Linked DNA regions of Homo sapiens: region 2 is linked to region 1. A link is an interaction called in ENCODE POLR2A ChIA-PET data of the cell type or tissue named here. Cell type or tissue: OCI-LY7. All regions are shown on one strand. Each heading gives the region's core, and the rest is flanking DNA. Links, peaks and the distances in the headings are about the cores only.

Region 1 (12,687 bases), core at 6,866-11,865:
AGGAGCATTGTGAATTTCCCAAAACTGAAACAGCTGATTTTTCCTTTACCTTTATCAGATAGTCACTTTCTTTGACAAAACATATATTTTAAAATACTAATGTTTTTTCCAACTCAAAACCCAGTTGGAATCTTGATCTTTTCCCAGTTTATTTTTTATGCTTGTGTTTGGTGTGAAGTAGATCTATATAATGTGTATATGAGTGTGTGTGTGTGTGTGTGTGTGTGTGTTCGTAAGGTCCTTAATTTCCCCAAATCTAGATGGTTACACTTTGAAATGTAACTCATATGGCCACACTGAGAGTCTATTTTCAGAATTTTCATGGCTACAAGCTAATGATTTTGGATTCCTATTGTTAGTCGAAAAATAATGGGTATGGTAGACATAACTTTAAATCATCAGGCTTCCACTCAGAGAGTTTATTGTGGGCTAGATAGCTACTGCTTGACAGGGTAGGAGGGGATAGCTAACCAAATTTGCCTGAAAAGACAACGTAAGTACCTATATAGGTAATGGGAATTTGTCCTCACCCTATAGAAACAATCTAACCCTGAATGACAAGTTTCTTCAAATAATTGAACACAGACTATCTTTAACTTTTCTATAGCATTTCACCTTTCCCTGGAGATTTTTATAAGATTAAAGCCTTAAAATAAAGCTTGGATACACTCAAAAAGGTAGCAGGAGGGAGCTTTCTGGGGCGATGGAACTGTTCTGTATCCTGATAGCGGCAGTGGTTGAATGAATCTATACATGTATTAAAACCCATATGGCTGTACACACACGTGCACATGCACACACATGCACACATACCTCTGGTGGACATCTGCTGCCTAAAGGTTCTGCCTTTCTTTCTTTTCTTTTCTTTTCTTTTCTTTTTTTTTTTTTTTTGAGACAGGGTCTTGCTCTGTAACAGCCCATGCTGGAGTGCAGTGGTGCGATGTTGGCTCACTGCAGCCTCAACCTCCCAGTCTCAAGTGATCCTCTCACCTCAGCCTCCCAAGTATTTGGGACCACAGGCGGCCACCACCACATCCAGCTAATTTTTGTAGAGATGGGTTTCACCATGTTGCCCAGGCTGGTCACGAATATTCTGCCTTCTGATCAAAAGCCTAATCCACATTTACCATTGTCTCTGCAAAATCCCTTAAGATTGATTGTATGAAGACATTGCTTTGGCCAATGTGGTCCTTGGCAGTTCTGCATTGTGTAGAACCTGTGAATCTTTTTGGAGCTTGTCTATCTTGGGAGGGAGATTGTCTGAGCAGACTTGAAGGCAGGGGTGGAAGCCACCTGCTGAAGACAATAATGAGCATTTGGGAGGGTGGGTGGGGAAAATGAGACAGCGCAGAGGGGAGGGGCCTGGAAGGGATCCCACTCCCTCGCTCCTGCCTGCATCTGGTGCCCCAGGAGCTGCTCTTGAGCAATGTCTCTCTAATGAGTTGGCGTGAACTTGTGCTTGTTCCTCCCTCAGGGAACAAGGGAAGACAGGCTTAAAGCTGCTAAAATGCTTGGAGAACATCCAAAGAGAAGCTTGACAGAAATGCAGTGTATTAGTGAAAACAGCTTGGGCCTGGCTAAATAGTGGCTATTTTAACAAAACAAACATATGGGATTTGATGACAATTGTCCTTACAAAGAAACAATCTAGCCCTTTACACAGAGCTTGATGCTTCTTTATAGTCTTCACAGAATTCGCTTCGCTGTGGTTTTCTTTTCTTTTTTTTTTTTTTTTTTGAGACAGAGTCTCGCTCTGTCACTCAGGCTGGAGTGCAGTGGCACAATCTCAGCTCACTGCAACCTCTGCCTCCCAGCTTCAAGTGATTCTCTGCCTCAGCCTCCCAAGTAGCTGGGACTACAGGTGCACCACTACCACAGCCAGCTAATTTTTGTATTTTTAGTAGAGATGGGGCTTCACCATATTGGTCAGCTGGTCTCGAACTCCTGACCTCAAGAGATCTGCCTGCCTTGGCCTCCCAAAGTGCTGGGATTACGGGCGTGAGTCACTGCACCTACCCAACTGTGGTTTTCTCAAACTTATTCTGGTATCTATTTATTTTCAGGAGTGCCTGGAACAACGACCCCAAGAGATCTCTCTTACATATGAATGTGAAGAATAAGCACATTCTTCAATGTGTGCCATCATGAGGAACAAATGTTCTTTTTTTTTTTTCCAAATTATTTGCTTTGCATTCTAGGGGAGGGCTTCTCACAGGCCATCAGAATTATCGGGGATGCTTGTTAAAATGTAGATTCCTAAACTCTACCTTTTTAGACCTCTTAAATTGAGCAAACTCTCTGAGAGTAAATCCAAAGCATCTGCATTTTATTAAGCACTTTAGGTGATTCTTATCATATTAAAGTTTGGAAAACACTACCCAAGGGTTTACTCACTGTACTCCTTCTTATTAAAGTTCAGTTATTCATTCAATAAGCATTCATGTGCCAGGTCCCGTGGGGGCAGGAGATGGCAATAGGAGTGTGATAAGTAATCAAGTTGTTTATAGCCAAATAATTACAATAAAATGAGGCAAGTGCTATACTAGAAAAAATACAAAATACATCAAAGCATTGAGGAGGAGTCTGTGGGAATTGGAGGCAGCTTCATAGATGATATTTGAGCTGCTTTCAGGCACAGAGAAGGTACTGCAGGATATTGGCATGTGAAAATACATGATCCACTCTGGAAGAAGAAACTCTGTGTGGCTGGAGCATAGGGAAGAGAGAGGCATGGGCTGGGGCAAGGCTATGAGGAGCCTTCTACACATGCTGAGCAGTTTAAGTTTAGTTCTACAGAAAGTGGGAACCAGAGGAAGTTTTTAAATATTAAATGATAGAATGATATTTGAGTTATGAAGCAATATTCCTGGAGGCAGTTTGGAGGCAGGAGATAAGAACAGAGTCTTCTGCAGTGGTGAGGGGTGGGGAAGCTAAATAAGGATGATGGCAGCTGGGGTCTCTGAGGTGGAGTAACAGATGATGAGAGTACAGGAGGGTAGGAGGAGGTGGGAAGCTGACCATGTCTGATAAAGGCTAGTCTGAGTCAAGAACCTCATCCAGGGAGGGCATTTTCAATAGCCAGACAACTCTTCCAGCTCAGAATCTGAAAGCAGACCTGATACTTGCGCTTATGAGCAAATCCTAGTGTCTGCGCCCATTAGCAATAGTTTCTACTGTGCTAGAGAATAAGTTTAAAGATATTTGTTAAGTGAAAAACATCACCCATAAAATATATGATTAAATGATTCCATTTATGTTTTCAAAATGTTAAGCGCATAGAGAGAGAGACAGAAAAAAAAGGGGGACAGAGAGAGGCTGAAATTTGAGGAAATGCAGAGGAAAGGCACTATTAATAAGGAAGAACAGTGGGGTTGGGAGAGACTGGAATTGAAGGACCCTTGACAATTTACTCTGAATTCTTGTGCATGTTTCAATTGTTTTAAACAATGAGTTTTATTGATGCTTGCTTTTAAAATTTTTTAAAGCAATTTTTAAAAAGATGCTTACACATCTTCTTGGCTACCACTAGGTGGTACTAGTGGCAGGACAGATTGGACAGCTTTTAAGCTTCCTGCGTTCATCCATGACACCTGCATATCCATCGAATTTTAGACACCTGCATGTGGGTTTAACTTCTTAACTTTATAGAGTAAAACAAATACCTTTGCCAATTATTATTAGCATGTGTCTTCAGAGCTTAGGGGTCGAGGTCCACAGACTATTTTTCTTTCTCCTTCAATATAACACGTAGTATTTTCTGTATTTAATTTGTATCAAAACATTTGCAAGTGTAAAAAAGTGTTCTTTCTGCATCAATCTAAGCTGCACACAGTTTGGTTCACATATATCTAGATATTTCTCAGGCTCTTCACTTTACAATGATATTCCCAATCCAAATCTTAATCACATGCACAAAAAGAATGAAACTCTGTGCTGGCACCATACACCTGTTTTCCCTAATTCCAAGACTGGCTTTTCTTTCCAACCACTTACTTTTAATTATTTTAGGCTGTCATGTTTTCCATCACCTCGGTTGACATGGCAGGAGACAAAAGTGTTGCCACAGCCTCTTTCTACACACACCCATGTTTATTGCAACCCATGATAATGCAGCATTTGTGATTTCACTTCTGGGGGCTTTTTTTCCTTTTAAGCAGGGTTTGTTGCTTCTTATATCATGGAATAGTCTGAACTAGCTACTGTATTTTCCTTTGTATGAAAACAACACTTCATTCCAAAATGGGATTCCCAATACTGGAGTTTCCATAGTCTAAAATGGACACAGTGACAACACTCACATGATCTACTAAGGATACCCACGGGGCCAGCCTGGCACACACAACGCTACTCAGTCCTAATAGGTGCAAAGCCAAGAGGTGCCTGCAGTGGCTCTGACTTGGCTAAGACATGCTCCTGGTTGTAATCCTCACAGAGTATAGCATGATTCTTCACCCCCTTACCCCACCCCACCCCAAACTCCGTCACCTCCAGCAGGGGCAGTTTGCAGAGTCAGTCTTTGGATGGAACCCAAGAAGAAATTGACCAAGGTATACAGTTGTATTTGACATTCCCTGAGTGGTCACTTGAGCCACCAATAAATACTAGAGAAGAAAGTCAGGAACATTCCATGCATAGGATATTAGCTATTAAATGGATATTAGCCACTATCCATCATTAATAATAATAAAGACTTTTTTGTTTGTTTATTTGTCTTTTGAGACAGAGTCTTGTGCTGTTGCCCAGGCTGGAGTGCAGTCGTGCCATCTCAGCTCACTGCAACCTCCGCCTCCTGGGTTCAAGAGATTCTCATGCCTCAGCCTCCTGAGTAGCTGAGATTACAGACGCCCACGACCACGCCCAGCTAATTTTTGCATTTTTAAGTAGAGATGGGTTTTCACCATGTTGGCCAGGCTAGTTTCAAACTCGCGACCTCAGGCGATCTGCCCACCTCAGCCTCCCAAAGTGCTGGGATTACAGGCGTGAGCCACTGCACCTGGCCATGAAGACTACTGTTTACTTGAACTGTTGCTATTTGCCAAGCCCTGTGCTAAATTCTTCATATATTTTCTCTTACTCAATTTATTCAACCGCCCTGAAAAGTAGCATTGTTGCTACCATTTTACAAATGTGAAAACAGGGACTTGGAAAGGTTCAAGCAACAGGTTCAGGCTTATCTATTTTCAAACCTGTCTTCTTAATTCCTATCCTATTTTGAAGACAGTTAAGGGCTCTAATTGTTCAGAGATTTTTGCATATCACCATTTAATAGACTGCTGAGGACCTTACTTTTTCCCCCCTTATCCCCTAGTTCACTACCCTTTTCAAAGGACAGAGACAAGGTCAAAGAAAAAAAGTAAATGTAAACCTATCCATATGCTTTGTACTGACATTCAGCCTTAGTTATACATTTATTTGAATACAAGAACTATGCTTTTCTATTACATTTGTCTCCCTTCAGCACCTCCCATAATGTTCCGCCCACAGCAGTTTCTTAACACTCTGTTGCTTCAGTAACTGGCTGGCCCCTTGTTCACATTTGGGGTTGAGAAGGTTAGTGATGGGATATAAATCAAAATTTGTGTTTTTGTGTAGGTCAGATTATTTTGACCATCTGATTTCCCTTACCATGAATCTCTGAAAATTAAAAGTAAATTGACTCCAAATTTAAATATTATTTTATTAGATGAGTCTAATTTTATTAGCTGAGTCTCATTTTATTGTTTTGAGAAAAATTAATCAAGAGTGCTTGGGGTTGAAAGTAGTAAACAAGAATAAATCTGTCACAACCTTCTCTTTTCTAAGAACTATGAGCTGGAACTTGTTTTCATGATATAATTAGGTAGGGATTTCTGTGACTTAATTTAAAAGCCTGATTTATAATCACTTTTATTTTCAAAACAGTTTTTTTTCCACTTTCTCTCTCTCTGCCACCCCTGAATGAACCTGGCTCTGCTTCTCCAAATTCAATGATGTCAGGTTAGCAGGGAGCAAATTTGAGACTGCACAATTCCCATCAGCTATTAGCTAGGGAGATCTTTTGATCCCCAAGGTCTAAGTTCAATTCTAAAGGCTATGTTTTCTTTTGGACCTATGTGGTAACTCCTATTAACAGTAATGGGTGTTACACATGAACGTACAGAAGACTGTATACCCCTAAGATTTGCCCAAGCATGAATTTCATGAGGCAAAAGTGAACACATTTTTTTTACTTTGGCACCCTTCCCTTCCAGGTTACGATAAATGTTGGCACTTGGATAAGATTCTAAATGATGAAATGCCAATGCATGTTGCTTCTGCATATGTCATCTAAAGTATGTGGCTTCTCAAAATGGATGCCCTTCTTCTCTGCTCAATGCTTGGCCTGGCAAGCCATTGTAACCCTGACAGAGAGGAGAAAAGACATTTCTAAACAAATATTTTCCTTTTCAGATATCATACAGCTTGTGTCAGTGAGTGAGATAAACCCAGTCCTAATGTGCTAGTCTGAAATGCTTGTATCCCAGTCTACTTTCCATTGATTTGATCAATATCAGATACTCTGATATCCTGAAATGAAAAACAGGTGTGAAAAAAAGAGGACTGAAATATGAATAACAAACTGTTCAAGACGAGACAGCCAGTTCTAGAGAGCTGGCCCCACTTGCCTAAGAGGTGTGTACCAACGCCAAATAAGCCAAAGTAAGAGGCAGACTTGTTTGTATAGTATTTAATAGGCCCCAGAGGGAAAGGGAAGCCTGCTGAAACAATTTTTTTTTTTTACTTCAAAAAATACCTGGCACATAATATGTACAAATGAAACGATCTTGCTTAATTTGTTTTAGGTTCTTTATTTCACGTAACTCATGATTTAGAAAGGTCTCTAAAATGTGATGATTATAAGAACATTCATCTGCCAAGACTCTTAAAATATATTCTAACAGCTTTAATCCTGTTGCAGATAGAGCTATCAGTAGCAGCAATTAGCATGTATTTAAATTCAATAATTTCTGCATAAAAAGGACTTTACTGACATTTATAAATTCTTCCTCTGACAAAGGGGTGAGAAAGAATGTGATTAATAGTAAGATGAAGATTCTTTAATTTCTTCTGAAATTATTTTTAAGGACATAAACAACTTGCCCTTTTCTTTGCTAGTATTAACCTACAAAACACAAAAAATCAACTCATGGTTACCTTTTCAATACTGTTGGCCTCAATTCCTGACTCAGGAAATAATATAAAGCAGTTCAACTGGTTTTGTCTTGCTTGAGAAACTAAAATTAAAATCTCTGGAGTTATTTAACTTTAAACAGGAAAGAATGTGGTCTTTCAGAAATAGTCATACAGACAGTTTTCCAAATGTGTAAACCTCTTAAACTTAGTACCAATCTAAAAAAGAAAATAAAAGGAAAAAAAGGTCCTTAAAAAAAGTGCATGTGTTTTGGGTTTTTTTGTTTTTGTTTTTACATCTTTCTCTAGTTGCAACTGGAAACCGTAGGTTTTATTCTCATCTTTCAGCTACTGGCATGTCATAATCTCCTCTAGTGAATGACTACCTAAATTACTATATCCATAAATATTCTAGTGGAAAAACATTTGCAAGGCTTATTTTCAGAAGTACACTGCAGTATCTTGATGTTGACCAAATTCAATTTTATTTTTCTGTATTATAACTAACAATTTCAAGGTGTTATTTTATACATCAAAACTCCAAAAGTATGACAGAAAGGAGCTTATACATATGCTAAATAAACCAGTATTGCAGTGTAGCATGGAAAAAAAAAAACTACCCAATGATGGTGAATTCTGTTTCTTTATGCTACCCAATAGTGGTAGTCAGGCAGCCTCTAGCATTTATTCTTGGCTAGGAAAAGTGATGTTTTGGAAAATAAAATTTGGGCAAATGTATGTTATACTGGCTCTCGACACATTCAATCTCTTTTTGTTTTTTAGAAATCATAAGTCATAGTCACCAAATCATCAAATTTTTAGCTTCTAAAGAATTGCACTGGGTGTTTGTCAAAGTTAACTGAGTTGAAATCAACATGGCTAGTTCTGGTTTATTTCTTGGATTCTTCTAATCACAAATTATCTGATCAAATGAGTAAATGCACAATATTAACTGAATGCTAGAATGAGTAAATTGCTCAAACATTGTATTAACCATTATACAACATTCTATATTAGTCACTGATGAATGTATGACTGGGAGGAGTATTATGTTTCAGCCAATAAGTCCTTATTGAGTGCCCTCTATAAACTGAGGAGGTAGGACAGGAGAGGAGATCACAAAATAATTCCTAGACTACCTTACCAGTAACAACTATTGAAAAAAATTATAAAAGTAAAATCACAATAAAAAAGCAAATCTATTATCTGCATGGCCAGGCGTGATGGCTCACACCTGTAATCCTAACACTTTGGGAGGCCAAGGCAAGGGAATCGCTTCAGTCCAGGAGTTCGAGACCGGCCTGGGCAACATGGGAAAACCTCATCTCTACTAAAAATACAAAAAATTAGCCCAGCATTGTGGCACACCCCTGTAGTCCCAGCTTCCTAGAAGGCTGAGATGGGAGGATCACTCAAGCCTAGGAGGTCAAGGCTGCAGGGAACCATGACTCTGCCACTGCACTCCAGGCTGGGCGACAGAGTGAGACCCTGTCTCAAAAAATAAAATATAAAAAAATTACCTGCTTAATGGAGAAATCTGTTTTATTTACCTTGTTGCTTTCAGTCTTCATTGTTCTTATTAAATTCCATTTTCTAATCCATCTATAGGAACAATTTGAAGCTTACTAAGTAAGTGTAGATCTAACTAATTGAAGTGTTAGCATTACCAACAAATTATTTGTCATTGCACATCCTGGAAACAAAGAGCTAACATTTGGGAAGGGTGGGTGTCTCAGTAATATACACAATCCACTCTATCTTCACACATATATCAATCTAAAGGGGAGCAGAAATGTTTTTATCCATAAGGAATGAGACTCTTCTTTTTTTTCTTTTTTTGAGACAGAGCCTCGCTCTGCCGCCCAGGCTGGAGTGCAGTGGCGCGATCTCGGCTCACTGCAAGCTCCGCCTCCCAGGTTCACGCCATTCTCCTGCCTCAGCCTCCCGAGTAGCTGGGACTACAGGCGCCCGCCACCACTCCGGCTGATTTTTTGAATTTTTTTAGTAGAGACGGGGTTTCACTGTGTTAGCCAGGATGGTCTCGATCCCCTGACCTCGTGATCCGCCTGCCTCAGCCTCCCAAAGTGCTGGGATTACAGGTGTGAGCCACAGCGCCCGGCCGAGACTCTCCTTAAGTTGTAAATACATAGGGTTCAGATTCCAACCTCTTGGGTTCCTTTTTCTGGCTCAGCAACTTCTTCCACACATCCCCAGGGTGAGTTGCTTGGTCTCATGGAATCAGTCTCCCTGCCTGTTCAAAGGGGAGGAGGGGTAATAATGCGTTTACCACAGGGGTGTTGGTTAAATTAATTAGTATTTATTATGTGCTCCATTAAGGTCCTCAGGTGATGTATAACTTGACAGTTATATGGCACCTGATCATTGCTTTAAGTTTTGAAAACAGTCCTTGGTTTTTAAACCCATGCAAGAAACATAACAATTCTTTATGCTTCCAACAGTAGGATTAAGCATAGGAATATTTTAGCTTTTCTTACTATTTTTCTTTTTGAGATGGAATTTCCCTCTTGTTGCCCAGGCTGGAGTGCAATGGCACAATCTCAGCTCACTGCAACCTCCGCCTCCCGGGTAGCTGAGATTACAGGCACCTGCTACCACGCCTGGCTAATTTTTGTATTTTTAGTAGAGATGGGGTTTCACCATGATGACCAGGCTGGTCTCATACTCCTGACCTCAGGTGATCCACCTGACTCCACCTCCCAAAGTGCTAGGATTACAGGCGACAGCCATGGTGCCCAGACCATTTTAGCTTTTCTAAGAACAATTATTTTCCTGGGGTGAAAATATTGGCAGGTTACAAAAGCTTATTTCCTCAGCTTTAGACTATGAATAGAATAGCTTTAATTTATAGTTGATAAAAGCAGAAGGAAGAAAGTTTTATAAAAGCCATTTTAATGGCTTATTCTGCCATCTTCGGTGGCATTTTAAACTACTCACAATTGAAGGGAAATTGGTTCATCTATTTTACAATTATTTAATTCTGGCATTTAAAAGAAACCCAAGAAGTAATTTAATTGAACTCCTTTGCTTACTATAATAGTACTAAGCACCTGCTCTTCAAGACAACATTCTCGTTTTATAGATGAGGAAACCAAGGTTCAGTGAACTTAAATCACAGTGCAGAGAATCAAATCCCAGACGCCATTCTCTCTCTGCCACTTCAGACACCGCCAAGAAGTTATACTTAAAGCTGCCCTGTACAGAAAGGAATTTCTTCTCTTCTTTATCCCTATTCTCTCTCTCTCTCTTTGAACTTAGAAACTAAACCAATTTTTTTTTCTTTTTTTCTTTTCTTTTCTTTCTTTTTTTTTTTAAGAGAAGAGATCTCACCATGTTTCCCAGGCTGGTCTCGAACTTCTGGGCTCAAGCGATTCTCCTGCCTTGGCCTCTCAAAGTGCTGGGATTACAGGCAAGAGCCCCTGTCCACAACCTAAACAAAGATATTCTAATGGAATCTCAGTTTTATCCCCAGAGAGCTTATGAGTGCCCCCAAGTCATCAGTTAAAAGTTATCTTGAAAGACAAGTAGTTTAAAATCACTCTTAAAAGACACTTCTATACATTGTTATTGAAGAAACAAAAGCTACACATATCCTTTTTTTTGAGAATTAGTCCACTGAGTTTTAGTGATGTTTTAATATCAAATTAACATGAATACTATATGGTCAGAGCTTTTTCAACTTTGTATTGAAGTATGTGGTTCCCCCTTACCCGTGGGGGATATATTTCAAGACCCCCACTGGGCGCCTAAACGGCAAATAGTACAGAACCCTATAGATACTGTTTTCTGCTATACATGCATAACTTTTTGATAAAGTTTAATTTATAAACTAGGCATAGTAAGAAGTTAACAATAACAATAACAAAATAGAACAATTATAGCAATAGGCTGTAATAAAGGTTAATGTGGTCTCTCTCTCAAAATATCTTATTGTATTGTATGTTGGGCAATTGAAACCATGAAAAGTGAAACCATGGATAAGGGGGGGACTACTGTACAAACAGAAATAAAGTACACTCATTTTTTGAAATATCTAAAATCTATCCCATCTTCACTTTGTAATAAGACGAGTACATATCATTGCCATTTCATATCTCAGAGGAATGTACTATGTGTACTAAAGAACTCAAATAATGAATAAATTGGCCTACATATCTAAGAGTGCTTTGAAAGTTTAAGCTCCATATTGAAATTAAAATATTATTAGTAAAGTATTATTACAGCTATGATTTCATTTTAAGTAATAATGATACATTTTCTTATGGCTTTGGGCAGCAGGCAAAAAAGATAAAGATAATATTTAAAATTGAACCTGGGCAACATAGTGAGACCCCATCTTGAAAAAAATAAAAAACAATTTATTGGTCATGTTGGCATGTGCATGTAGTCCCAGCTACTTGGGAGACTGAGGAGGGAGAATTGATTGAGCCCAGGAGTTCAAGGTTGCAGTGAGCCAGGATCACGCCACTGCACTCCAGCCTGGGTGACAGAGACCCTGACTCTTTAAATAAAAACTTTGTAGGCACCTCTGTATGCTATCATTGTTTCTTAAAACAATGATTATAACTCACATATTGTATAGATGTGTATAAAATTTTGTCCATAAAATTTACCTCTAAATAAACTGCATAAATCATCTTTCTTGCCCATCATAGAAAAAATATGGTCTTAAAGTCCAGAAGGACCCAAGAATTTGAATAATAATTCAGAGGAGTTCATGCCAAGTTGATATCCATCTTTTCCTTTAATTTTGACTCATTTATTTCTATTTAGCATTCACTGACAACCAAATAAATGGAGACACCTTGGCTAATTCATACCACTGTTCTAAGATAGTAAATATCAGACGCCCAACTGCAGAGGCTTTATGATGCTGCTGGCGGGAACATATAAGTTACTGAAACATTCTCCCTGAGCAAAGGTTCTTCTTATTATTTTTGTTTAATTGTAGCTCATTGCACTACTCATCTCTAGAGAGTGAATCAGCTCAGCCCTACCTTTAAATTGGACAGAAGGACATAGGCCACTAAATGTCCTGCTCTACACCAAGACCCTAATTAAACAAAAACAAAATAGCCATTCCTCACATACCTCGAAAGACTAATGAGGCTTTAATCCCTATCCTCAGTGTCGATTGTAGCAGGAACAAGAGCTGAGCAGCCTTCTGGGTATTGAGTCTCAGTGGCGCAGTTCCCTCCTGGAACTGCATAGAGCTCTGGCACCATAGGGCCATAGGGCTCTGGTACTACTAGCAGAAAATACCCTGAGAAGATTCCTGAGGGACCAAATTCAGGGCTTTTTTCTGCCTGGTGAAAAACATAATTCTTCTCCATCAATCCCCTTAGGATTTTTCCTTCTCCATCAATCCCCTTAGGGTTTTTCCCCATGGAGTAACATATGACACCAAACTGACCCCACTGAAGAATGAGTTAGCTGAATGAGAAAGAAAAACAATGTCTCATAAAGTTACTGACTTTGCAACCTCAATAGTTTGAGTTTAATTTGCTATCAGAAGTTGAT
Region 2 (13,263 bases), core at 5,607-10,606, 52 kb after region 1:
GAAAGAAAGAATAAGCAAATAAGAAAGTGTTTGTGATTGTATATTATAGTAGATTATAGTAGATAGTAGCCTGGCTAGGATATCTTTGTGATATGTATTACAGGATAATATTATTATAGAAATATAATAGAGACCAGGTGTGGTGGCTCAAGCCTATAATCCCAGCATTTTGGGAGGCTGAGGTGGGTGGATCACCTGAGATCAAGTGTTGGAGACCAGCCTGGCCAATATGGCAAAACCTCATCTCTATTGAAAATACAAAAATTAGCTGGGCAAAGTGGTGCATGCCTGTAATCCCAGCTACTCGAGAGGCTGAGGCAGGAGAATTGCTTGAACCTGTGAGGTGGAGATTGCAGTGAGCTGAGATCGTGCCACTGCACTCCAGCCTGGGTGACAGAGCAAGACTCTGTCTCAAAAACAACAACAACAACAACAACAAAAACACTGTAATAGAATATTAGGACAAATAGAGTAGATCCATAGTCTACTGGTTCTGTTGCTGTATGAGTTTTCTTTTTCTTTGATACATTTCTCTTTCAGTTCTTTACATGTTGATACTCCCTAATGGCAAAATCTAAATAAGATTTTTTTTTTTTGAGACAAGAGTCTCACTCTGTTGCGCAGGCTGGAGTGCAGTGGTGTGATCTTGGCTCACTGCAACCTCCACCTCCCAGGTTCGAGTGATTCTCCTGTGTCAGCCTACCGAGTGGCTGGGGTTACAGATGCTTGCCATCACGCCTGGCTAATTTTTGTGTGTGTGTATATATATATACACACACACACACACACACACACACACACACACACACACACATATATACATATACAATATGTATATAATATGTATATACATATACGTATATATGTATTTATATATGTATATATATATACATATATATGTGTGTGTGTGTGTATATATATATATATATTTTTTTTTTTTTAGTAGATACGGGTATTCCCATGTTGTCCTGGCTGGTCTTGAACTCCTGACCTCAGGTGATCTGCCCGCCTTGGCCTCCCAAAGTGCTGGGATTACAGGCATGAGCCACGGCGCCCAGCCTAAATAAGATCTTAAGATTAGATTGGCAATTTTCAGAGTGGTTCATGGATACTTGGGGATCCCCAGGACACTTTCTAGGGAGCACATGAGGTCAAAATTGTTTTCATAATAACACTAAAACATTACCTGTCTTGACTGTTTATATTTATACTGATGGTGCAAAAGCAATCATTAGTAAAACTTGATGGTACCTTAGCATGAATCAAAACAGAAGCACCCTACTTTACTAGAAGTTGTTTTCTTTATTACTGTGTACTTGCAATTTTAAAAAACACCACTTTTGCTTAAGAATATCACTGATAAAGCAATATTTTGTTAAATCTCAACCAATAACTACACGTATTTTAAATATCTCCATGATAAAATGATAAAAGTGTAAAGCACTACTTGTACATGTGAAATTGTAATAGTAGTTTTGAGGAAAAACAAGCACTTGTGTGATTTGTAAGCTGAACTAGCTGCTTTTTTTCATAGAATACCAAAACTACTAGCGAGAACAACTAATAAAATCTATTATTCACACTTGAGTATTTGGCACACATTTTCTCAAAAATGAACAAGCTTGTGTCACTCAAAGAAAAAACTGACGTACATGAAACAGGAAAAAAAAAAGAAAGAAAACTTCAGCAAAGAAATAGAAGACATAAAGAAAGACCAAATAGTAATTTTAGAACTGAAAAATATAATAAACAATACAGTAGCCCAGTGAGTAGGCTTAATAGCAAATAGACCAGACTGAGGAAAGATCAGTGAACTAGCAGGCAGAAGTAGTTACCCAGTCTGAACAACAGTAAACAGACTGAAAAAAAAAATGTGCAGAGCCTCAGGGAACCATGAGTCTATAAAAAGATTTAACACTTGTGTCGTTAGAGTCACAGAAGGAGAGGAAGAGAGAGGGCAGGATTGAAAAAGTACTTAAGGAAATAATGGCTGAAAATTTTGCGAATTTGGCAAAAGACATTAAGCTACAGTTTTAAAAAGCCAAGTGAATGTTCAACAGGATAAACCTGTAGACATCCAGACCAGGATATCTCAAAGTAAAACTTATAAAAACAAGACAAGTCTTGAAATCAGCACGAGAGAAATTACACTTCATGTAGATGTGGAAAACAGTTCAAATGATAGCAGGTTTCTAATCAGAAGGAAATTTCACATTTTTCAAGTGCTGAAAGAAAAGGACTGTCAACTCAGAAACCTGTATCTAGAGAAAACACCCTTCTGGAATGAAAGGGAAATCAAGACATATGAAGGAAAATGAAGAGAGTATGTCACCAGCAGACTTACCCTAGAAAGATAACAAAAGACATTCTGAAAACAGAAGGGTATGATGAAAGAATCTTGGAACATCAGGAAAGAGGAAGGAACAATTCAAAGTGTAAAAGTACGGGTAAATACAATAGACATTCTCCTTTTGAGTTTTTAAATTATGTTTGAGTGTTGAAGCAAAAATTACAATACTGATGTGGTTCTAAAGGTATGTAGAGGAAATATTTAAGATAGCTGTAAGCAGGGAGAGGGTAAAATGATGATACCAATGAGATTGTGAAAAGTTATCTGTGTAATGTACATAGAGCAACCACTAAGGAAGCTCTACAGATACATGCAAAAGCATTATAGATAAATCAAAATGGAATTTAAAAAATGTTTAACCCACCAGGAGACAGGATAAAGAAAACAGAAATGAAGGCCGGGCATGGTGGCTTACGCCTGTAATCCCAGCACTTTGGAAGGTTGAGGCATGTGGATTGCCTGAGCTCAGGAGTTTGAGACCAGCCTGGGCAACATGGTGAAACCTGTCTCAACCAAAAATACAAAAAATTAGCTGGGCACGGTGGCGAGTGCTTGTGGTCCCAGCTACTCAGGAGGCTGAGATGGGGGCATTGCTTAAGCCTGGGAGGTGGAGAATGCAGTGAGCCAAGATTGTGCCGCTACGCTCCAGAGTGACAGCCTGTCTCCAAATATATATGTGTGTGTGTGTGTGTGTGTGTGTGTGTGTGTGTGTGTATGTGTGTATATATACACACACACATATATACACACATACACACACATATATATACACATATACACACACACCCGTATATATATATACACACATACATACACACACACACACACACCAATTAAACATACTGGCAGAATCAATTAAAGACATTACCCAATCATATGATTTCTGTAAGAAATTTACTTTAAATGTAACAATATAGGCATGTTGAAAGTAAAAGGAAGGAGAAAGATGTATCATGCAAACATTAATCCAAAGAAAGCAGGTATGGTTATATTTAATATTAGATAAAGTAGACCTCATAACAAAGCAGTTACCAGAGACAGTGACTAGGCATTATATGATAAAAGGGTTAATCAATCCACTAAGAAGACATAGCAGTTTTAAATGTGTTAGCAGTAGAACTGCAAAATATATGAAAAAAGACTGATGGAACTAAAAAGAGAAATACACAAGTCCAAAATTATAATTGGAGACGTCAACACCTATTTCTCAATAAATGGTGGAGTAACCAAGCAAGAAAATCAGCAAGGATATAGAAAGATACTCAACATATGTAATCAACCAGTGCTATGTAATTTATAGAATGCTTCATCTTTTCAAGTGACCAGAGAACATATACCAAGGAAAGTTATGTCCTGGGCCATAAAAGTAAACCTCATTTGGGCATGGTGGTTCATGCCTATAATCCTAAATGCTTGGGGTGGCTAAGGTGGGAGGATTGCATGAGGCCAGGAGTTTGAGACGAGCCTGGGCAATGTAGCAAGACTCAGTCTCCATGAAAAAAAAAAAATAATTAGCTGAGCATGATGGCATATGCCTGTAGTTGAGTGGATGAGGTGGGAGAGGATCACTTGAGCCCAGGAATTTGAGGCTGCAGTGAGCCATGTCATGCCACTACACTCAAGCTGAGTGACAGTGAGACCCTGTCTCAGAAAACCCCCCAGAAAACATAAACACATTTTAAGGAATTGAAATCAAAGAATGTGTTCTCCTACCAAAGTGGAATCAAACTAGAAATCAATAATAGATACCTGGAAAATCTCTAAACACTTCCAAATAATCTATGAGTGAAAGAGGAAGTCTCAAGGGAAATTTTAAAAAATACATTGAGCTTCATGAAAATAAGAATACAACATACCAAAGTTGTGGGATACAACTAAAGCAGTTTAGAGAGGGAAATTTATACCACTAAATGCACACATTTGAGAAGAGGAAAAGAAAAGCCCCCTCAAATCAATAATCTAAGCTCCCACTTCAAGAACCTAGAAAAAAAGATGAGAAAAATCTACCTGAAGCAAGCAGAAGGAAGGAAATAGTAAATGAAATAAAAAACAGAAACAATAGAGAAAAACCCTTTGAAACAAAAAGCTCATTCTTCAAAAACATCAGTAAGACTGACAAGTAATAAGACACAAATTACCATTATCAGGAATGAAATAGGGGACATCACTGTAGACCCTGCAGATGTGAAAAAAGATAAGGGGTTACTATGACCAATTTTATATACATAAATTTGACAACTTTGAAGTAATGAACCAGTTCCTTAAACACAAACTATCACACCTCTTCCAGTGTGAAATAGAATTTGAGTAGCCCTGTTTCCTTGATACCAAAATCCAAAAAAGATAACTATGGACCAACATCCTCATGTCAGTGTAGATGCAGAAATCCTTAAAACATTAACAAATAGAGTTAATATTTTTAAAAGATTATACACCATAATCAGTTATGGTGGTTTTATGGGTGCAAGGCTGGTTCACTATTTGAAACTTAGTCTGTATAATTATATTAATAGACTAAAGAATAAAACCCAAGACAAAACAAAAACTTAGAAAAATATAGAGGGAAATGTTATCAGTTGAATAAAGAACATCTGTGAAAACCTACAGCTGACATTATACTTAATGGCAAAAGACAGTACTTTCTCTGTAAGATCTGTAACAAAGCAAGGATTTCTGCCCTTTTTAGCGTAGTGCTGAAAGTTCTAGTCAGTGCAGTAATGCAGGAAAAGAATATAAAGGCATACAGATTGGAAAGAAGAAAAACGGATCCCGTTTGCAGATGGTATGACTATCTACATAGAAAATTTTCAAGAAATCTACAAAAAATAAAAGTACTAATGAATAAGTTCGGCGAAATTGTGCACAATACAAGATAAACACAAAAATTGTTGTTAACATTAAATAGTAGAAGGAAAAACAGGAATGGGGGTAATTTAGGTGTCATTTAATAGGAAATATAGTTTAACTGTCAAAGTGAGTAATAGGATCTTTAAAATAGTTAAACATATTATGTGCCTTCAAACATTTGCTGGATGGATTCACTCAAGTTATAGATTGTAATTATGGCAGCATTTATCAGACTAGAAATTTTAAGGTTTTTTTTTTTTCCCTCCTAAAATCATTAAAGAAGCTTGGATCTGTCATAGGTATGATTGGTTTTTATCTCTTGTTTCTGTCTTTTGATCTTTTCTGTCCCCGACATTCATGCATCCAAACACCTTTTGCTTTGTATTTAAGAATAAGGAGAATCTGTTCTAGAACAGTTACTAAGATGGTCAGTGACTTTACCCTAGAAAAAATTAATTTCATTATGATAATTACATTAATTGTGCAGTCATCAAGCTTTCAGCAGGTAAAGACATTTAGATTGATTCCTAAGATAACTTACTTTTCAAGTTCATGTTATTCAACATTTTTAAAAAATATTCTATTACGATTGTCAGTTTTGGGATCAGATCTGTAGGAATCAGGAAAATAAAGAAATTTTCTGGCAAAGAAATGAAAAAACTTGGTTCTCTTTGGTTTAGAGTTACTTTGATCTTAAAGTGACAAGGTTTGAAAGAATAAAAATAAACTTTATAGATGCATTCTGTAAAGCTTTGAATATTTCAGAGAATATGCAGTCAGAATATTTAGACATCTTTATCTAGTAGAGTTTAAGAGATGACAACATTTCCTTATTTGGTTATAGACTCTTTGTGAACTATAAATATTACTTCAGTATTAGAGTACTGTTTGCTTATTTAAAATGTATGCAGATCCAAATGCTTAATACTCATTATAAAAAGTGAGCATCAAAAGGAAAGAGAAAATCTAAAGTGCTTGAATAACTGGACTTTTAAGAATTCGGGTCTTCTAATGCCCTTAATCTAACCTTGTACTTTAACGCATTGATGCTTAAATTAGGACTTAAACCGTTCCAGACTTTTACCATGCACCTAATCAAATTCTTCCTTTAAAGTAAATTTAGGACAATGTTAAATCTGGCAAAGGATATCAAAAGATAGTAAGACAGTTGGTGCCTTCATGGAGTTTAAAATCAGGGAAGGAGACTAAGGGATGAATTATAAATGTCAAGATTACTGTAAGTGTAAATAGTTTTTGGTGTCTCATGATTCTGTAAGATTAATCTGGAAAATGTTATTTGCTATGAATACATTACCTTGAAATGTGTCTTATAAAAATAAATCCATATAGTTTGAATTTTGAATAATATGACAGCTGTGAAACTTTATTGTTTTAAAGAAAGTGATGAGATTGTTTCTAAACTGGAGACTAAAATTATGTATTAAGCAATTCCATTATATTTGGGACTAAGGTCCTTAATATTTTGAGTTATAAAAATCAGCTTTATTGAGGTACAACTTACCTATGGTAAAAACTAACTAGTTTTAAGTGCATAGTTAATGTGCCTTGATAAATGTATATAGTTTTGTAATCACCACAGTCAAGATGTAGAATAGGTCTATCACCCTGAAATGTTACCTGGTACCCTTTTGTGTTCACTCCCTGTTCTCCCCCTCTACCCCACAACACCTTAACTTTCAGTTACTGTAGTTTGTTTTTTTGTAGCATTTATAAATGGAACCATACAGCACATAGCTTTTTGTGTCTGGTTTCTTTTACTTAGCATATTGCTTTTGAGATTCATTATGTTATTGGGTGTATTAGTAGTCTTTTCCTATTCATTACCGAATAGTACTCCATTGTCTGGATATAACAGTTTATCTGTTCACCAGTTGAAGACATTTAGGTTGTTTCCAGATTGGTCTATTAAGAATAAAGCTGAATAAAGCTGCTGTGGACATGTGAGTACAGATTTCTGTGTGGACATGTTTTCATTTCTGGTTACACTAAGAGTCCAACACACTGTTTTTTTGAAATAGCGGTACAATTTTGAGTTCCCACTAGCAAGATATAAAATTTTCATTTGCTCTACATCTTCACCAACACTTTGGTATGTCAGTGTTTTTATTTTTAGCCGCATACACTATAAGTTTGGATATTAGTTTTCTGTTGCTGTGTAACAAATTCCCATAAACATAGTAGTCTAAAACAGCACTCATTTATTATTTCATAGTTCTGCAAATCAGAAGCTCACCACTGCATGACTGGGTTCCCTTCAGAGTATCACAAGGCTGAAATCAAGATGCCATCCAGACCAAGTTCTCCTGTGGAGGTTCTGGGGAAGTCTGCTTTCCAAGCTGTTCACGTTATTGGCAGAATTCAGCTCTTTGCCCTTATGAGATTGAGCACTCTGTTTCCTTGCTCCTGTTCACTAGAGGTCACTCTTATCCCCGTCAGGCTGCCTGCATTCAATGCCATGTGGCCTCTCCACTTCCCTTGTGTTGAATTCCTCTCCTGCTTTGACTCTTTCATTTTCACCTTCTTAGACCACACAGGGAAAATTGCTTTTAAAGGGCTCTTACAGGTCAGGGCCACCTGGATAAATCTTATCCAGAGGTGGTTGATTTGGGACCTTAATTACATGTGCAAAATCCTTCTGCAGCAGTAACTAGATGAGTGTTTGATTTAGTAATTGGGAGAAAAAGTATGTATACAAGGGGTTCAGAATTTCAAAGGGCTACCTAAGAATTCTGTTCACCACATAATCATTTATTCCACATCTTCAGTTACACTTTGTGTGTCCATTTTTAAATTATAGCCATATTTATTATGCCAGTTGCCTGTATAGTAATATCTCACTTTGGTTTTAACTTGCATTTCTCTAATGTCTAGTGATATTAAATGTCTTTTCATGTGTTTATTTGATGTTAATCATATCTTTTGTTGTGAAATATCTATTCAAGTCTTCATGTCATTTTTTTTAAATTGCATATTGCTATTCAGTTGTTGTAGCATCATTTGTTGCAAAGATTTTTTTTCCCCATTTAATTACCTGGAAACCTTTCTTGAAAATTGTGTGTGTGTGTTTACTTTATTCTGTCCAATTGATATTTGTCTGTTCTTACACCAGTACCACTCTTTTGATGACTAGCTTTATAACTTTTTTTTTTTTTTTCCTGAGACGAGTCTTGCTCTGCTGCCGAGGCTGGAGTGCAGTGGCGTGATTTCAGCTCACTGCAACCTCTGCTTCCCAGGTTCAAGTGATTCTCCTGCCTCAGCTTCCCGAGTAGCTGGGATTGCAGGCGCCTGCCACCACGCCCGGCTAGTTTTTTTTGTATTTTCAGTAGAGACAGGGTTTCACCATGTTGGTCAGGCTGGTTTCAAACTCCTGACCTCAAGTGATCCACTCGCCTCGGCCTCCCAAAGTGCTGGGATTACAGGCATGAGCTACCGCACCCAGCCCTTCATAACTCTTTAAGTCAGATATTGTTAAGTCCTTCACCATTGTTGTTTTTCATTCAGATCCCTTGGCTGTTAGGTTCTTTGCATCTCCATATGAATTTTAGAATTAGTTTATTGATTTCTATAAAATATTCTGCTGGGATTTTTATTAGGATTGTCTTCTATATGCAGATCATTATGGGAAGAATTGCCATCTTAACAACATTGAGCCTTCTGATCTATGAACAAATATAGCTGGGTTTTCTTAGATCTCTTTCTTAGCTATGTCTTATAGTCTTCATGTGTACTCCCTGCACATCTCTTATTAACTGTTTCTAAGTATTTTGTATTTTTGATGATTTTGTAAATGGAACTGCATTCTTAATTTCATTTTCCATGTTTCCAGAATATGAAATATATTTAACTTTTGTATATTGACCTTTTATCTTGCCGTCTTGCTTAATTCATTTATTAGTTTTGATAGCTTTTTAGTAATTTGCTTAGGATTTATGTACATACACAATTATGTCATCTGCAACGAAAGGCAGTTTATTCCTTTCCAATCTGTATACCTTTTGTTTTTTTTTTTTTTTGTCTTCCCTTTTGTATTTGTGCAGATGTCTTTATCTTGTTCTAATCTTAGGGAGAATCTTATTACATATGACACTTTTTGAAGAATTTTTGTAGATAACCTTTTATAGATAGAGAAATAGTCCTAGTTTGCTGAGTTACTCTTGTTTTATCAAAAATGGATGTTGCAATTTGTCAGATGCTTTTATTGCGTCTGTTTGGTTGGCCATGTGGTTTTTTTCTTTTTTTTTCCTCTGTTAATGTTGTGAATCACGTTGGTTTTGAATATTAAACCAACCTTCCATTGCTGGAATAATCCTCAGTCATGGTGTTTATTTTTGGATTCAATTTGCTAAGATATTTTTAAGGATTTTTACATTATTGGTCATAGAGAAACATTAGATATAGTTTTCTTTTGTTGTTGTTGTTGTTTTGAGACAGAGTCTCGCACTGTTGCCTAGGCTAGAGTGTAGTGGCGTGATCTCAGCTCACTGCAACTTCCACCTCCCAGGTTCAAGCGATTCTTCTGCCTCAGCGTCCCAAGTAGCTGGGATTGTACAGGTGCCTACCATCATGCTCAGCTGATTTTTGTATTCTTAGTAGAGATGGGTTTCAACATGTTGGCCAGGCTGGTCTTGAACTCCTGACCTTAAGTGATACTCCTGCCTCAGCCCCCCAAGTGTTAGGATTATAGGCGTGAGCCACCGCGCCCGGCCATAGTTTTCTTTTTTTGTGATACTGTCTGATTTTGGCATCACAGTAGTGCTGGCTTCATAAAATGAGTTCAGGACAGTACCCTTCCTTTCTGCTTTCTGAAATAATTTGTGTAGGATTGGTATGTTTTTGGATTTCATCTTTCTGATGAATTGGCTCTTTTTTAGCATTATGAAATGTATAATTCTCAAAATGTTTGCTTTTAAATCTGCCTTCTTACTATTTACTTTCTTTTTTTTCTCATTTGCTTTTTCTTTGTACCTATTTGTCTGCCTTTCATGGGATTGAGTATTCTTTCTGATTGTATTAGTCAGGTTTCTCCAGAGAAATAACCAGTAGGAGATACATATGTCTAGAAAGAGATTTATTATATGATATTGCCTCACATGATTATGGAGGCTAAGAAGTTCTGTTCCTGCTGTCTTTAAGTTAGAGACCCAGGAAAGCTGGTGCTGTAGCTTGAAGGCCTGAGAGCTGAAGAACTGATGGTATAAATTCTAGTCTGAGTCTGAAGGCCTGAGAACCAGGGGCATTGAGGTAAGGAAAAGCTTGACTTTGCAGCTCAGGCAGTGAGGCAGAGAACTAATTCAATCTTCTGCCTTTTTGTTCTATTTAGGTGCTGGACAGATGGATGTTATCCAATCAGTTTTACTTAGTTCACCAGTTCAGATGCTAATCTCTTCCACAAACAGCCTAGCTGACTCTCACTCAGAAATAATGTTTAGCTGGATATCTGAGCATCCCTTGGCCCAGTTAGGTTGACACAAAATTAACCATCACAATGATACCATTTTATTTCGTCTCCTTTTTTAAGTTGTTCTAGAGTTTACAATATACATCTTTAATATACCATGCTGTACCTTCAAATAATGATACAGTGTTTCTCTTACAGTGTAAGATCCTGACAACAGCATACATCCATTTTTTCTCTACCCTTTTGTGCTGTTGTCATATGTTCACTTTATATACCCCACAACATGTTATCTTTGCTTTTAAAAGTCATATTTTAAAGACATTTAAACATGAGAAAAATATCTTTTATTTTATTTTATTTACCATTTCTGATATTTTTCATTTCTTTGTCTAGATCCAGCTTTCCATCTGGTATCATTTTTCTTCTGCCTGAAGAATTTTCTTTTGACTTTTTTTTTGTAGTGAACATATATTGAAGCCTAATCTTTCCTTTCAGTTTTTGTTATCTGGAAAAAGCATTTGCCATAATATTTGAAAGATATTTTTGCTGGATATAAAAACTGATAGTTTTTTTTTTTTAAACACTTTAAACAGATTCCATTGTTTCCTGTCCTTGGTGTATCTAAGGAGAAATATGCTGTAGTAATTATGTTGTATGTATGTAGTTTATCTTTTTTCCCCTCTGATTATATTTAAGATTTTCTGTGTCACAGCAATTTATTATGTGGCTTTTTTTTTTCCATGTTTCTTCTACTTAGAGTTCATTGAACTTCTTGAATTTGGGGATTTAAAGTTTTCATCAAATTTGGAAGATTTGGGGCCATTATTTCTTTAAACAGCATATAAAACGTTTTATTGATGTGAAATTCACATAACAAAGTCATTTTAAAAGTGAACAGTTCAGTGACATTTGTTTATTTATTTATTTACAAAGTCTTGCTTGGTTGCCCAGGCTGGAGTGCAGTGGTGTGCTCAAGGCTCACTGCACCCTTGACCTATCAGGCTCAAGCAGTTATCCCATATCACCCTCCTGAGTAGCCGAGACTACAGGCATATGCTAACATGCCTGGCTCGTGTTTTTGTTTTTATTTTTGAGGTGGAGTCTCGCTCTGTTGCCCAGGCTGGAGTGCAGTGGTGCAATCTCTGCTCACTGCAGCCTCCACCTTCAGGTTCAAGAGATTCTCTTGCCTCAGCCTCTCGAGTAGCTGGGATTACAGGCACCCGCCACCATGCCCAGCTAATTTTTGTATTTTTTGTAGAGACAGATTTCACCATGTTGACCAGGCTGGTCTTGAACTCCTGACCTCAAGTGATCTGCCTGCCTCGGCCTCCCAATGTGGTGGGATTACAGGCGTGAGCCACCATGCCTGGCCTTTTTTGTATTTTTTGTAGAGACAGTGTTTTGCCATGTTGCCCAGGCTGGCATTTATAATGTAGTACAACCACCACCTCTATGTCATTCGAAAATATTTTCATCACCCTAAAAGGAAACCCCATAGCCAAAAAGTAATTGTTCACCATTCCTCCTCCCCCAGCAACTGGCACCCACCAGTCTCTACATTCTGTTTCTGTGTAACTGGCACCCACCAGTCTCTACATTTTGTTTCTGTGTATTTTCTTTATCAGTATATTTCATATAAATGGAATCATAAAATGTGGCCTTTTGTTTTTGGCTTCTTTTACTTACCATGATTTTGAAGTTCATCCATTTTATAGCGTCCTATTATGTTTTATATTGGATGTCATACATACATTGTGAATCTTATGCTGTTGTGCTAGATTTTGTTTTATTCCTTTAAAGAACGTAAGAGTTTGTTTTGCCATCCACTTAAGTTACTGAGACCCAAATTTGATCTGAGATTTGTTTTCTATCTTTCTTAAGGTAAGTAAAGAACAGCCTTTAATTCATGGCCAATATAGTCGTTCTGAGGACTGGACCCAATTCCCTGTGTATTTACAAGTTTCTCCAGTTTGGCCCATGGGATCATGAACTATTCCTAGCTCTGTGCAAACTCCCAAAAGTTATTCAACCTGCTACTAGTTCTTTTCCTGGACTTGGGGAGTTTCCTCTCAAACTTATGCAGAGACTGGAGGAGACTTTTATGCAGATCTCCAAAGTTCTCTCATGTGTCTCCCTTTTCTGAAGTACTCTTCCTCACAAGTCTCACCTCCTTGGCCATACGAACTTCATGTATCTCTGACTTCTCAATTTGGCGATGTCTCGGGATTGTGTTTCTGTTCTCTGTTCCTGTGCTGCAACCTGGAAACTTTCTCCAGACAGTAAGCTGGGACATAGATCCTAAGGGCTTTACCTCTTTTGTTTTCTTATATAGATGATCACAGAAAATGCCTGATAAATGTTGTTTGATAAAATTTTTCTGATTTACTAGTTTTTTTTAACACTGGTCAAGTGGTTCATATAGCATTTCTCCCCCATGGGCAGATGTTACTGAATTTTTAAATCAGTATAGTGTAAGGGGAGTCTATCTTGAACTTCAGGCAAATGGATTTATTTAAGGACCTCATCAACAAGTGATCTTGTCAGTAACTTGGTCATGTGGCATGATGTTTGAATTCTTCAAGTGTTCTTATGTAAACTTAAAACATGTTAGCTTTAGGACTTTTTTCATATTTAGATATAATTTTAT

Evidence for each region. ChIA-PET counts read pairs that join two places held together with the same protein. Peaks named below come from ENCODE experiments on the same cell type or tissue, not always from the same donor. Only the 100,000 strongest peaks of a DNase experiment are listed, where the experiment ranks them.
Region 2: POLR2A ChIA-PET joins it to region 1 with 5 read pairs; 2 of 35 experiments call an interaction of 5 or more read pairs at or near these places.

The regions. Positions count from the first base shown.
Region 1 is chr2:68,273,861-68,286,547 of GRCh38, reverse strand. All of the region lies in intron 1 of PPP3R1-AS1 (PPP3R1 and CNRIP1 antisense RNA 1), which reads right to left. It also overlaps a transcript of CNRIP1 not described here. Among named protein-coding and RNA genes, the nearest start is that of PPP3R1, 28 kb to the right of the region's middle. In OCI-LY7, for the core only: no CTCF peak of the experiment used is centred there; DNase peaks (open chromatin) are centred at 9,797 and 10,287; H3K4me3 peaks cover 998 bases; H3K27ac peaks cover 1,376 bases.
Region 2 is chr2:68,219,775-68,233,037 of GRCh38, reverse strand. All of the region lies in intron 1 of PPP3R1 (protein phosphatase 3 regulatory subunit B, alpha), which reads left to right. Among named protein-coding and RNA genes, the nearest start is that of PPP3R1-AS1, 25 kb to the left of the region's middle. RefSeq lists enhancers at 2,513-2,682, 13,150-13,263. In OCI-LY7, for the core only: CTCF peaks have their summits at 7,423 and 7,632 (motif pointing right); a DNase peak (open chromatin) is centred at 7,637; H3K27ac peaks cover 912 bases.